Regions from separate parts of the Homo sapiens genome. Here region 2 is linked to region 1. The links are chromatin contacts, found by Hi-C in ENCODE. All regions are on one chromosome and are shown on one strand. Each heading gives the region's core, a stretch centred on a gene start or an enhancer-like site at or near the end of the contact. The rest is flanking DNA. Distances are from core to core; before and after follow the strand shown. Region 1 holds the start of POGK (pogo transposable element derived with KRAB domain). Region 2 holds the start of NME7 (NME/NM23 family member 7).

Region 1 (6,120 bases), core at 1,961-4,460:
TTTGAACTCCTGGCCTCAAGCAATCCTCCTACAGCCTCCTGAGTAGCTGGGATTACAGATACAAGCCAGCATGCCTGGCTTCTTATGGGGTAATTTCTAGGGCTAGGGCTCATATCTTGCTCTTCCTCTGAAGTGCCAGAATCCCAGGAAAGAGAAAGATACAGTCAGCAGTGATGCTCCTTCCCCATTTGGTTCTCTCCTCCTTTCCTCCCCATCTAGGATTTCCTTGTCCACATACCTGAGGATATGTACCACAAAATGGTCAATTCTCCTTCTCCTGCTTCAGAGCAACTCCTTGAGGGCCAAGACTGGGAGCCCTAAGGCCAAGGTTGCCTCTTGTCATCATCTCAATAAGCTACACCCTTAAAATTGCTCTATAACAAGGCACCCCAGAACTCAGTAGCTTAAAACAACAATAATCTCTTCTAATGGTCACTGGTCTTCATATTAGCAAGGATAGCTCTGTAACACATGCCTCCTTCTGATGCCTAAGTTGGAGGGGCAGTGACTACTTAAGCATGCTTTTGTCATAGCAGAGATCAAAAGCTCCCAGAGGTGCAAAGAGAAACTTCTGAGGCCTCTTAGGACTCAGGACTCACACACAGTCACTTCCTCCCACATTCCATTGGCTGAAGCTCACCATAGAAGCAGGCCAAGTGAAGGTGCATTGAAGTACATTCTGCACATGACACTTCAGCAAAGGTGTGGCTTATAACACTACCACAGGGACACAAAGTACCAAGACTATTACTTCAGTCTACAGCGGTCCCCGAGGAACAGACGTATGTGGGCCCGTGGCTATATTGACCTGGCCATGGGGCCTCTGCTGAAGGAAATCAGAAATGTGTATTCACCAGGGAACACTACAGTTAGAAATGAGTATTTTGTAAAATTTGAGGCTCTTTGGAATTCCTATAGTTTGGGTACTATAATAATTCAATAGGAGGAAGGATGAAGTCAGACCAACAGCATCATTAAAGAACTATTATGTTGATTAAATGGATGTTCGGCTGATATTAGCCACCAACTAAGAGAAACTCATCCTATTGAATTACCAGAGTAATGCACTGTCTCAAAGACTGGCTTCAATCACTCCCCATTCAGACTCAGATAAAGTCTTATGGAGAATGGGAACAATAACAGAGCTGAGAGAATGTTAGGACAATATATGGTTCAACTCTCTTTTTGCAGATGAAACACCAGCAAAGAGAAGCACAATGACTTAGAAAACCACTTAAACATGAGTCTGTAGTGTATTGTGCCTAGGCCAGCACGTTGCTCCTAGAGTAAGTCTTGTTAGCAATTACAGACCCGTAAAAAGGTGGATCCTCTAAGATCCTCTAACAGTAATTGAGATCATGGGGCTGTGGGCTCAAAGTCAAGAATTCGGGTGGGTCACTCTTAATTTCTTCCCAGGGACACCTAATCCAAGCCCATGAGAACATTAGGGCTCTCAGAGACTAAAACTCTAACATAGTAGGGTTTTTCGTGTGTGTGTGTCTGTGTGTGTGTGTGTGTGTGTGTCTATCTCAAAACTGTATTAATTTCTTTTCTAAGATGCTGGGGTGCCAGCAACATCCCTATTACTCTTCTCCCTTCCTAATGTCCTCCTCACTTTCTGTTTGAATCTGCCATTTCCTCAGAAAAATTAAGAGGGCAATGTCAATCAATTCAAACTAACATGTCACTCCTGTTCTACAAATACTTACTTTTACACAAAAATAATTGTTCATTAAAACAAAAAAGTAAATTCTAGCCTCCCTCCCAATATTTGAACGATCTTTTCCACCCACAGATTAGATCTTCTACGGTCTTGGGTTGTCACCGTGATTGCACTTCCAAGATGTGTACGTTATGTCATGCTACATTTTACGTGTTAAGAGCACAGTGCACAGTGACCTCTCCCATGACTGAGAGAAGTAAAATTCACATGTAAGTAGTAGTGGCCACAAAAACTTGGAAAGACAGGTCTTTTCCAACAGATATTCAGGTCTCAGAGACAATCTGAAGAGTTTGACGGACTCTTTCCTTGACCAAAGTTTAATCAGGCTTAAGTCCTCTTCTTCAGCAGGCCTCCACCCTGGTCCCCTGACCACTCACCCCGAACCTTTGGCCTGCCCAGCTCTATTTTAGCAAGAACCCTGCTAAGTTAGGTTAGAGAGAAATCACCACCCTTGATATCTGATCACCCTGGATATCTGATCAAATTTCTCATTCCCCCACCCTTGATATCTGATCGCCCTAGCCTGCCTTCAGCAAGAATCCTGTTAAGTGGGTTCAGCAAGAATCCCTCTAGGTGCTTGATGTCTCGTATCAGTAACTTTCCATCTACTGACCCCTTCGTTCTGCTCCTTGGCTATACATCCCCAGCTGTCCTTACTGTATTCCGTGTTAGACCTCATCTCTCCCCCCAGTGTGATCATCTTTACACCTATAGCAATAACCCTGTATAAAGTCTTCCTTACTGTTTTAACAAGTGTCAGAATAATTTTTTCTTCAACAAGTTCTCAACAAAAACCCATACCCAGAATCTTTTTCTGGAATGAAAAGGGCTTCAGGGCTTCTCAGGTCACTTTTGTTGTATTGCCCACAGAGCTGAGAGTAAACAACTCCTTTGGACGTTTTGGAGAAGAAAGGTCCTTCTATACACCCACTTCATCCAAGGAATTACATGCTTGGGATATTAAGCAACAGCTACAAAAATCAGGAAGTTCCTTCTCCATGTATATGACGAAGTTCTGGACAGGAGCCCGCTGCCAGAATACGAATACTCTTCCCCAAAGACCCCTCCTCATGCCCCTACACGCTCTTGCCGGTCTAGCCTTTCATTGCCTGAAGCACGGCGAGAACGCCTGGAGAGCTCGTCCAAGCAAGTGCAACCCGCTGGTGACTGCAAATGAGCACATGGAACTGTGCGCCCACGCTACGCTCGGTTAAAATCAATCTGGGCTCTTCCTGCCTCGTCCACGCCGAGGTCACACGCAGCACTGGAAGCGGCCTGCATCGGGCGGGGCGGGGAAGGCCGAGGGCACGGCTACCCAGGCCCGCCAGGGACTGCCCGGACCGGCCGGAAGCCGCGCCTAGAGGAGGGCCCCGGAGCTCGCGCGGGCGCCGTCCCCCGGCGCCGCCGAGGCCTGCTGACATCAGCCGCGCTCCTCCCCTCGCCTCCCAACACCCTCAGCTCCGGGCCGGACCCTCCCTCCTCCCACCACGTGTCCTCCCCGCTCCCTCCCGAGGGGCCGCGCGCACGGGAGGACGGAGAGGCGGAAAGGATGGCGCTGTGACAGCCGGGCCGGAGCCCTCGCGTCCCCACCCCGCGCCCTGGCCGCTGGGCCCGGCGGTGAGTGCGCGCGGGCGGGGGCGGCGGCGGCGCGGCCCCTCCCCCGGGTCCCGGGCGGCTGGGCCGCGGCAGAGGCGGGGGCGCCGAGGCTGCGCCGCCGCCGCCGCCGCCTTTGTTGCGGGCCCGCCGGGGAGGCGGGCGGCGCCGGCTCTCGCCGCCCGGCAGGTGCGCTGGGGCCGGGAGGGGGCCAGGTGGGGAGGCGGGCCGGGCGGAGGGGGCAGCGGAAGCGCTCCCGGCGCGGTTCCGCGGAGAAAGGGAAATGGGGCAAGATGGCTGGAGAAATCCGAACGCGCCCGGGGGCGCGGCGGCGGTGGCGCAGGCGGGGCAGGGCGGGCGGCGGCCCTGGTTGCGGCACCTTAGCGCGGGGAGGCGGCCCCTCCCACCTCTGCCCCGGAGCCGGCAGGGAGACCGCCGCCAAGTTCGGGCCCCAGCTGCAGGCATCTGAAGCCTAGACCCATCCATGCCGCGTTCGCCTATCTTTTTTGGAAATATCGAAGGAACCGACTTTGAACTCCAGAGGGATCTTTTCTTTGGAGGTTCCCCGATGCAGCCCTCAAGATGCATCCGCACTCCACACCTAGGAATTGCCCGCGCCCATAGAGGGCAGGAGTGCGGCCCTTTGTACTGGCCAAGAGTCAGCGAATAGAGAATTTGCAGCCCAGAGGCAATGGGTTATTTCCCTGTCGGGGTGGGCCCCAGCCGATTTCTGCACCTTTTTGGGTATCCAGGCATAACCCTCACTATGTTTCACTGACTCCTGCGTTTGCAAAGTCCCTTAAGGTAGAATGACCCTATTTTCTGAACCAGCTCGTGGACAGAACCTTTGAATTTGGAAAATCCAGGCAATGGGCCTACTGAGCCAACCGCTCCGCCCATGCTTAACTGGCTTCTAGCACCCATTCCAGTTGAGTAAGTGTCCAATCTGTGTTCAGACACCTTCACTGATAGGAAATCAGCACCTTTCCCCTGCCTCTGATTCCTGTTTGGGTGGCACTGGCTGTGAGAAAGTACTGCCTTTCTCACTGCTTAAAACCTTTTCCAGGAGTATTTATCCACTGGCCGGCCTCTGTTCTGCCGTCCAGTCTCTACAAACCAGTCTGGGTTCTCTTCCCCAGATAGCTTTTTAAATATTTGAAGGCAGCCAGATACGTTATCTACCCACAGCCTCTCTTATCATAATTAAACATGTCACCCTGTAGCTTCCTGGCCGACTCTTGTTTCCTTACTTCCCTCCAGCGGGAACAGTGCTTGGGGCTAAAGAGGTTTGTATGTGGCTCAGCCTCCCCCATCATAGGCTTTGGGGAGGTCACAGTGACACCTGGTTTTTCTGAACCTGAATCTTGCTTGCAGAGATGGAGTCCACAGCCTACCCTCTCAATTTGAGCCTGAAAGAAGAGGAAGAGGAAGAAGAGATTCAGAGCCGGGAACTAGAGGACGGCCCGGCAGACATGCAGAAAGTACGAATCTGCTCTGAGGGCGGATGGGTAAGTAAGAAGGTGTGGAGTCCACACAGCCAGCAGATGCAGGCCTGAGAGCCCAGCTTGCTTTAAGTCTCCTCCTCAGACAGACGTGGGAAGTAAAAATAGCCCAGCCCGGTGTGTTTGCATTCCTGAGAAAACAGCTCTGTGGCTTTAAAAGGCAGTGCAAAGAATGGAGGAGGTGTTATGGAAACAGTCCCTCAGCCATGTAGCTTGTCATCGTTCAATTGGAAGTCCTAGAAGCCAGGACCTTGTCTCTCTCGTTCACCCACTTATCCTGCACTGCGTTTGATGCCAGGCACATTGTAGGCACCAAGTAAATGTTTGTTGACTTACTGCTGGTTGAAGGGAACCATTTTAAATAAGACTCGAGTCATTGGGTTGACATGAGAGGTTAGGCTAGTTGGTTCTGTGTGAGCACCTCTTACCACAGTTGACACAGGAGAGCTGCCTGTCCAGCTGACCTGGATAGAAATGGTGGGCAGCAGGGAATACAGAGATTCAGGGTATACACGCAGAATAGTATGATAGAGGTCGGTTTATACAAATGCAAATGCAGTAGATACTTATAGTTACAGATAGTTATTCACCGTAGTTACTGGACTTCGTGGTAATTAGGCATGAATAGTAAACATTTTAAATAAGCAACAAATTGACATTCCTTTTCTCTGCTTATTTTCCGTTGTGTATAAACATTGTCAGTATACATAGTATCCTTTGCTTCCATGAAGAGCCCCTATCCATACAAGCATGGTACTTCTAAATTGTTCCCTACCAGAGGAGAGAACTGGGATGCAGAAAGATTATCTGCCTTGCCCTAAGGTTACACATGAACACTGACATTTGTTCTTCAAAACAGGTCTCCTGAGCTGCACCCTTAAAAGTAATGCATTTTACCATATGTATGCTATACCTTAATTTAAAAAAAAAAAAAACAGTGCAACCACAGGCTCTCAGTTTGCCAGTCTAGCTGTGGACACCGCGCTGCCTTTGTCTCATCAGTGTTCTTTGCCCACCACATCCTTCTTCCCAATTCTGATCCAAGCAGGCGTCAGGTCTATTTAGCCTGGAACAAGAACTCAAGGCAGTCAAAACTCAGGGCTTTGAGGCTAGATTGGTCAACCCAGAACATCTAAATGGAGAGCCTTGGAGAACAGGTGCAATGAAAGTGAATGTTGGGACAGTGAGGAAGGAGCAAGATGAAGACCAACCATGCTTAGGTGGGAAAAGAAGGAAGTAACCAGAAGGGCTGGAGGAGGGAGTCCAGCAGCTGGTGGTGCTGGGGATTGGGCATTTGTGGCC
Region 2 (6,120 bases), core at 1,954-4,453, 2.5 Mb after region 1:
CCTACACTGGGTCTGGAAGTGAATCCACCTTTGCAAAAATTATAACAGTGAGAGAAATCTAACCTAACTGACTCCATATTGCTTCTAACCTCACAAAGCTAACTGCCCTTGCTCATACCTGGGCATAGGCAAGCTAACTATGGGAGAAATTTATAGTTTAACTTTGAAGCAAGGATGGTAATAGTCCCTTCCAAAACTGACCCCCTCTAGGGACTAAAACAGCCTTGTAAGACTAATAGAAGGCCGCAAGGTTAGGACTATGGGAGGGACCTAAAATCTGCTAAAATATAGGCATAGGTAAGCAATAACCAGCTACTGTTCCTTGCTTTTCTATAATTTCTTACTATTCAGAAGTCATGTAGCCAGAGGTCACAAGATTTGTAACTTCACCAATTGCTCCTTTAGATAACATCACTATTGTAAAACCTAAGATTGGTCTTGAGATATTTTCCAGGCTTCTGCATTCTGGCAAACCTCCTGATGCCACCCAGATACATGCCTCATACCAAGAAACTGACTCTACTAGTCCTATGACTCTCACCTAGACAACTGACTCAGCACAGGAAGACAGTTTGGAAACACCTATAAATTCATCCCCAACCAATCAGCAGCGCCCATTCCCTACCAACCTGCCCACAAAATTATCCTTGAAAACCACAACTTCCAAGCTGTCAGGGAGGCGGATTTTAGAAATATTTCCCATCCTTCCACTCAACTGCCTTGCCTCCATTAAACTCTTTCTCTGCTGCAACTCCTGCATTCTCAATGTTTGGCCTTTCTGGGAAGTGGGCAAGAAGAACACGTTGGCCTGTAATAGGAGAATAAATAAGTTTGGCAAGCAACAAGAGGGTGCAAGTATTCTGTGTAGAAGGAATTGCAAGTGCAAAGTAGAAAGAGGAGGCATACTACCAGTTTGAAGTTGCTTGGTATGTTCAATGAAAAGCAAGTAGCTAAAAGGCAAGAGAATTTTTTTTTTTTAAGTATGGAAAGGGAAAGGCAAAAGCTAGACAGAAAAGTGCTTGTTCATGGAGGAACTTGTGTGCCATTCTAGACATTTTACTGTAGGAAATAGGGAATCTAGAGTTTTAAGGAGGTGAGTAAATCAACAGGTTGGGTTTTTAAAAATTCCTTCTTGTGGCAGAGAAAATAATGGATTGGAGAATTTCCAGACCAGACTGTAAAAGTCACTATTAAAATAATCACGAAATGAGGAGATGACAAACTAAAATTTGATCTAGTGAACAACTGAATATGGGAGAAATAGAAGAGGGAGGAATGTAGGATAACTCTGATTTCTAGTTTAGGTTATAATATAGTAGTAGCATTATTTAACTTGGTGAAAATAGGAGAAACCAGGAGGAAAGATAGCAAGTTCAGTTTTGGTCATATTAAGTTTGAAGGACATTTGAGACAGATGTGTCCGGGAAGCAACTGAGTTAGGCATTAGTAGATCTGAGAGGAAAATTGAAATTTAGAAGCAAAATCAAAGGTGTTAGTAGAATCCATGTGAGTGGACAAAATCACCCAAGGAAAATGTCTAGACTAAGAAATGAAAGTAATCAAGGAGTTAATTCCAAAGAATGACATTCAAAAACCAGGCACAGCCAGTAAAAGGAATTAATGACTATGAACCTCAGTTGTCACAAAGAGACTAAGTAATGTAAATTTTGAGAAGTAATTACTGTATTTGGTATTTAAAAGGCCATTAGAAACTTAAGCAAGAACAACTTTCTTGAAGCCATTAAAGAAGCCAGACAGAAGACTTTTGTCTGTTTGATATAAGTAAAAATAATATCCTTTCAAGAAGTTTACTGATAGATAGGAGGACTAGGAAATAACTGGATAAACACAGGATGGAGGACATGGTTTTGCTTTATTTAATTTTCATAAGATGTGTGACTTGAGCACTGAAGAGAAGAAACTGGAGAGGAAAAGGCTGAACGCACAGGAAAGAAAAAAACAACTGGAAGCGAAATGTAACAGATGGAAGCAAATGAGATCAAGAGCAAAGATGGATGGATTATCCTTTAATATCCCTTTCTCTACACTAGAAATACAAGACTAAAGGCTCGGCAAAAATATAGAGCAATGTGTAGGTTGGGGGCATGAGGTTGAAGAAATGGCCTGTTATACTCCATCATGTTTAGAAAGGAGAAATGAAGAGGGCAAAAGACAGGGTTTGTAAAGGGAAGGTTTGAAAATGTCTTCACAGAGAATGGGTCAGGGGAAAACTGGGGTAACCAAAAGGATTGCTGAGTAGTATGAAGAAACAAGGGGTGGTGGGTGAGGGCTCTGTTTCTAAATTCATAGCTATAACTATCTAAAGATCTTTCTATCCTCCAGTCCGTTATCCATAAGTGCTTAAAAGATATGGTAGTTAAGTGAATTAACTAGAACCCTCTCAAACATAGGGGTGAATTAAAATAACCTATAGGCTTATTTAAAATGCAAATACCGAGCTCCATTCCTTTCATTCAGAATTTCCAGGGGTGAAGCCCAAACAGTGAATTCCAGAAGCTCTCCAAGCAATCCCAGGAGAAATTTCTGTTTAAAAAAAAAAGAAGAAGAAAGAAAAGAAAAGAGAAAAGAAAAGCAAGCACAGACCTAGAAGGTAACCAACTGGATAGAAGAGCGCTGATCCAACATACACCTGTTAATGGCCCTCGTGGGGGCGTGGGGCAGTGCTCTGCCACTCAGAAAAGCAAAAAGACTCCAAGATCTAGGGAGATTCAGATCAGTGTTGAGACAGTCACATACACACCACCCCATACTCTTAATAAAGCGCGTTAATGTGAATCTGTGAACATGAAAAATGCCATGATGAACAATGCAAACACATAATGTTTGTTCAAAACAGGTTATTAGACTCGATGCCTTACCCTAAATTTTCTGTTTCATTACTCTAGAGACTTAGTAACATTAGTGGAATTCAGGGTGCTGTAAGAAATACGGAGAGCGAGGAGACTGCAGGAACAGCCCGTGGGAAGGGGGAAAGAGATAACGGGGAGAAGGTCGGGAGGACCGGACAACTTTAAGTGCCCATCCGCCCGAAGACTTGGAAAGCTAAGTAAGTAGGACCCCAGAGCCGTTCTTCTGGCATCCCCTGGCACTCACCATTGTCTCAGGATCTCAGCACTAGAAAATAGGTATCGTTGAGACAGGAAGACACCACCACCACCACCATCATACGGTTACTCAGGCAACAAAGCCCCGCCCACTGTCGCACGAGGCGTGGGACGCCACCGCCCCACCTCTTCGTCCTTAGTGGCTGGGAGTAATCTCAGCTGCGTTCATCCAATCGACAGACCCGCCCCTCCACGCTGTCGCCTGGGGCTACGAGACGCCATTATTCTGTTTCCGGCAGTTTTACTTCCGTTTGTTTAACAGCTGGCCCGGAAGTTTAAGTGAATATGCGGCTTGGGCTCCAAAAGTTGCTGTACGGTATTTTATTTTAAAGTAGAAATCTGTCCGCTTTTCACTTACGGAGGCCTTACAGTGTGTGTTCTGTGTTACTTGAGTTTATACGCACTGCAGAATTTGTTTACCCTGCTCTTTTGGAAACGTATTCCGGAAGCGAAACCCTGAGTAATCGGAAGTGGTTAGGAGTGAGAGAGCTGCTGGATATGCGGAGGGACTGGGCGGGTCGGCTTCCGAATGGAAGAGGTCTGTGAGAAGTTAACCTGGTGATACCGATCCGAAGAGCCTATCAAGTGAAGCCCCCTGAAATACGGAGAATAAGAATCTTAGAGGTAAATCCGAGGACAAGCAGGTATAACTAAGGATGTTGGAAAGGGACGGAGGTCTGGCTGGAGCTCGGTGGCCAGTAGCTTTGGATTTAGGGAAAGATTGTTCCGGGAAGACTTTTTCAGACAGGGATGAAACTTAGGTTTCGACTTCCCCGGACAGCAAAGTTGACAGGCTTGTCGCTTCCCGGCCTATCGCTTTCATACCTGCTCACTCCCCCTACTTACTTCTTCACCCCCTCCGCTTCATTTGGCATTTGCCAGCAGGCACTCGCTGTGCCTGTACGTTTCGCAGAGCAGCTATCAAGGGCAGTTTCAGGGATCGTTACTCTTACGAAGGGTTTTTTGGATACCTCTTTTCGGAGCAGTAGAGTGTAAGTGTAGAAAAGTTTGTGACTGTTAAGAAAGTTAGTCGTCGGGTTCACTAATTGAACTGAGTTGTATCTAGTACTGAGAACGATCTTTTTTTGTAGTGAAACCAGTTGTCATCTAGTGTACAGTTTGTCATATTTATATCATTGCAGTAGCATCACCTTCTTATATGTTCTCTGGTAAATCTGAGTCTGTACTGTAAGACAATGTATACATTTCTGAAAGCATGGGCTCGATATGTTTCTCTTTTTACTTTTGGAGCTACACTATTTTAATTTTAACTTTTTATTACCAAAAAAGTATAAATTATGTTATCTTGAGTAATATTTTTTGTCGTTTGTTAAACATCTAAACAGAAGCTCCTTTTTGATATGTGTGTGTGTGTATACAAATTGTGTCGGTATGTCTCCTAAGAAAGTAATTACTTTAAAATTCCTCTTGTCATATGGATGACAAAACCACCACAGTAACTTCATTCCCTTTGCTTGGCTAAAATTCAGGACATACTTCTGACAATTTAGAGTGTATTGGTGAGGATGGTGAAACGGAGTATTTAGAAGTAAACCACCCCTAATTTTTTTTTTTGAGACTTTTAGTAGACATAACAATGCCTTCTGTGAGAATGGGATATAAGGGACATTTCTCTTTCTAAATGCATGCGTACTAAATACAGAAGCAATTAAAATATCATAACTTTTAAATTGGAGGTACTCTATGTGTTTATATGATATTTTTAAAATTATTTCATATGCATACATTTCTAGGTTGTTCAGCAGAAGTCTTGGAGTGCATTTTCAGTGGTTAAGGTGAAAAAATGACTACTAAAAATTTAGAAACCAAAGGTAAGTGGCTTTTTTATAATTGTTTTTAAAACATGACATTTATGACGATGTGAAGGAACGTTTGAGCCAGATAACTAGATCTCATGGACCCCCTTGGGAATCATTTGTTATTTCAGATCCCTTTATGTTTATTTTTTAGTGCAGTGTTTATATTTCAGTACTTTAGATGTACAAGTGAAATTTAACATCATTAGTTAGAATTTATTAGGTGACTACTCTTAAACATTTAATGTTAATGCAAAGTTTTTAACAGCTATATTCCCTATACACTAGAAGATTACGATTTAAATAAGAATACACATTTTAAAGATTTAAGTAGATAGACAAAGCAACTAGGGTGTATCAAAGATCTCTTTCATGTTGTATTAGTTTGCTGGGGTTGCTGTAACAAAGTACCACAAACTGCATGGCTTGAACAACAAAATGTATTCTCTCAGTTCTGGAGGCTAGAAGTCCAAGATGAAAATGTCAACAAGGCTGTGCTCCTTCGGAAGGCATTAGAGACACTCTCCTAGCTTCCAGTGGCTTGCTGGCAGTCTTTGGTGCTCCTTGTCTTGTAGACGTACCACCCTTATCTCCGCCTTCATATTCACATGGCATTCTCCCTATGTGCATGTTTCTGTGTCTAAATTTACCCTTTTTATAAAGACAGCAGTCATATTGAAAAAAGGAACCCAGTCTACTCCTGTATGATTTCATCTTAACTAATTACATCTGCAGTGATCCTGTTTCCAAATGAAGTCTCATTCTGAGGTAGTGGGGGGTTAGTACTTCAACAAATAAAGATTTGGGGGACACAATTCAACCCCTAAATTGCTAAATACAGTAGTCACTTTTTAGTCCTAGCTGATTTGTCCTCTCTAATATTTAATACTGTTGACCATTCCCTGCCTTTTGAGATACGTTCTTTTGATGACTTCCATGACATCACTTTTATTTTCAGTCTACTCTGTAGCCTTTCACTGTCCAATGCGGTAATTACATGTGGCTATTTGAATTTAAATTAATATTTTTTAAAAATTAAAAATTCAGTTTCTCAATGACGCTTGCCAAACTTCAAGTGGTCGGTAGGCAAATATGGCGAGTAGCTATTTCAATCATTGAAGAAAATTCTGTTGGACAGCCCTGCTGTAGCTGTATCTTCTCTCTTTCTTTTTCAGCCT

Evidence for each region. A loop is a pair of places that touch in the nucleus more often than their neighbours do. Pooled maps may share reads with other maps.
Region 2: a map of CD8-positive, alpha-beta T cell shows a loop between it and region 1 (17-fold over the local background). The contact joins the promoter of NME7 here to the promoter of POGK in region 1. A Hi-C loop is called at or near these places in 2 of 168 maps with a recorded cell type or tissue (both CD8-positive, alpha-beta T cell), 1 of 37 single-sample maps with no recorded cell type and 12 of 50 pooled maps.

The regions. Positions count from the first base shown.
Region 1 is chr1:166,836,265-166,842,384 of GRCh38, forward strand. It overlaps POGK (pogo transposable element derived with KRAB domain), which reads left to right and starts at 3,211. Exons shown (of 6, transcript NM_017542.5): 1 at 3,211-3,340; 2 at 4,691-4,824. The coding sequence starts at 4,693. RefSeq lists silencers at 2,967-3,396, 3,497-3,736.
Region 2 is chr1:169,364,594-169,370,713 of GRCh38, forward strand. NME7 (NME/NM23 family member 7) reads right to left here and starts at 3,204. Exons shown (of 12, transcript NM_013330.5): 1 at 3,115-3,204. The coding sequence starts at 3,117. It overlaps BLZF1 (basic leucine zipper nuclear factor 1), which reads left to right and starts at 3,602. Exons shown (of 7, transcript NM_001320973.2): 1 at 3,602-3,749; 2 at 4,880-4,957. The coding sequence starts at 4,930. RefSeq lists enhancers at 3,041-4,240, 3,180-3,681, 3,344-3,423, 3,682-4,181.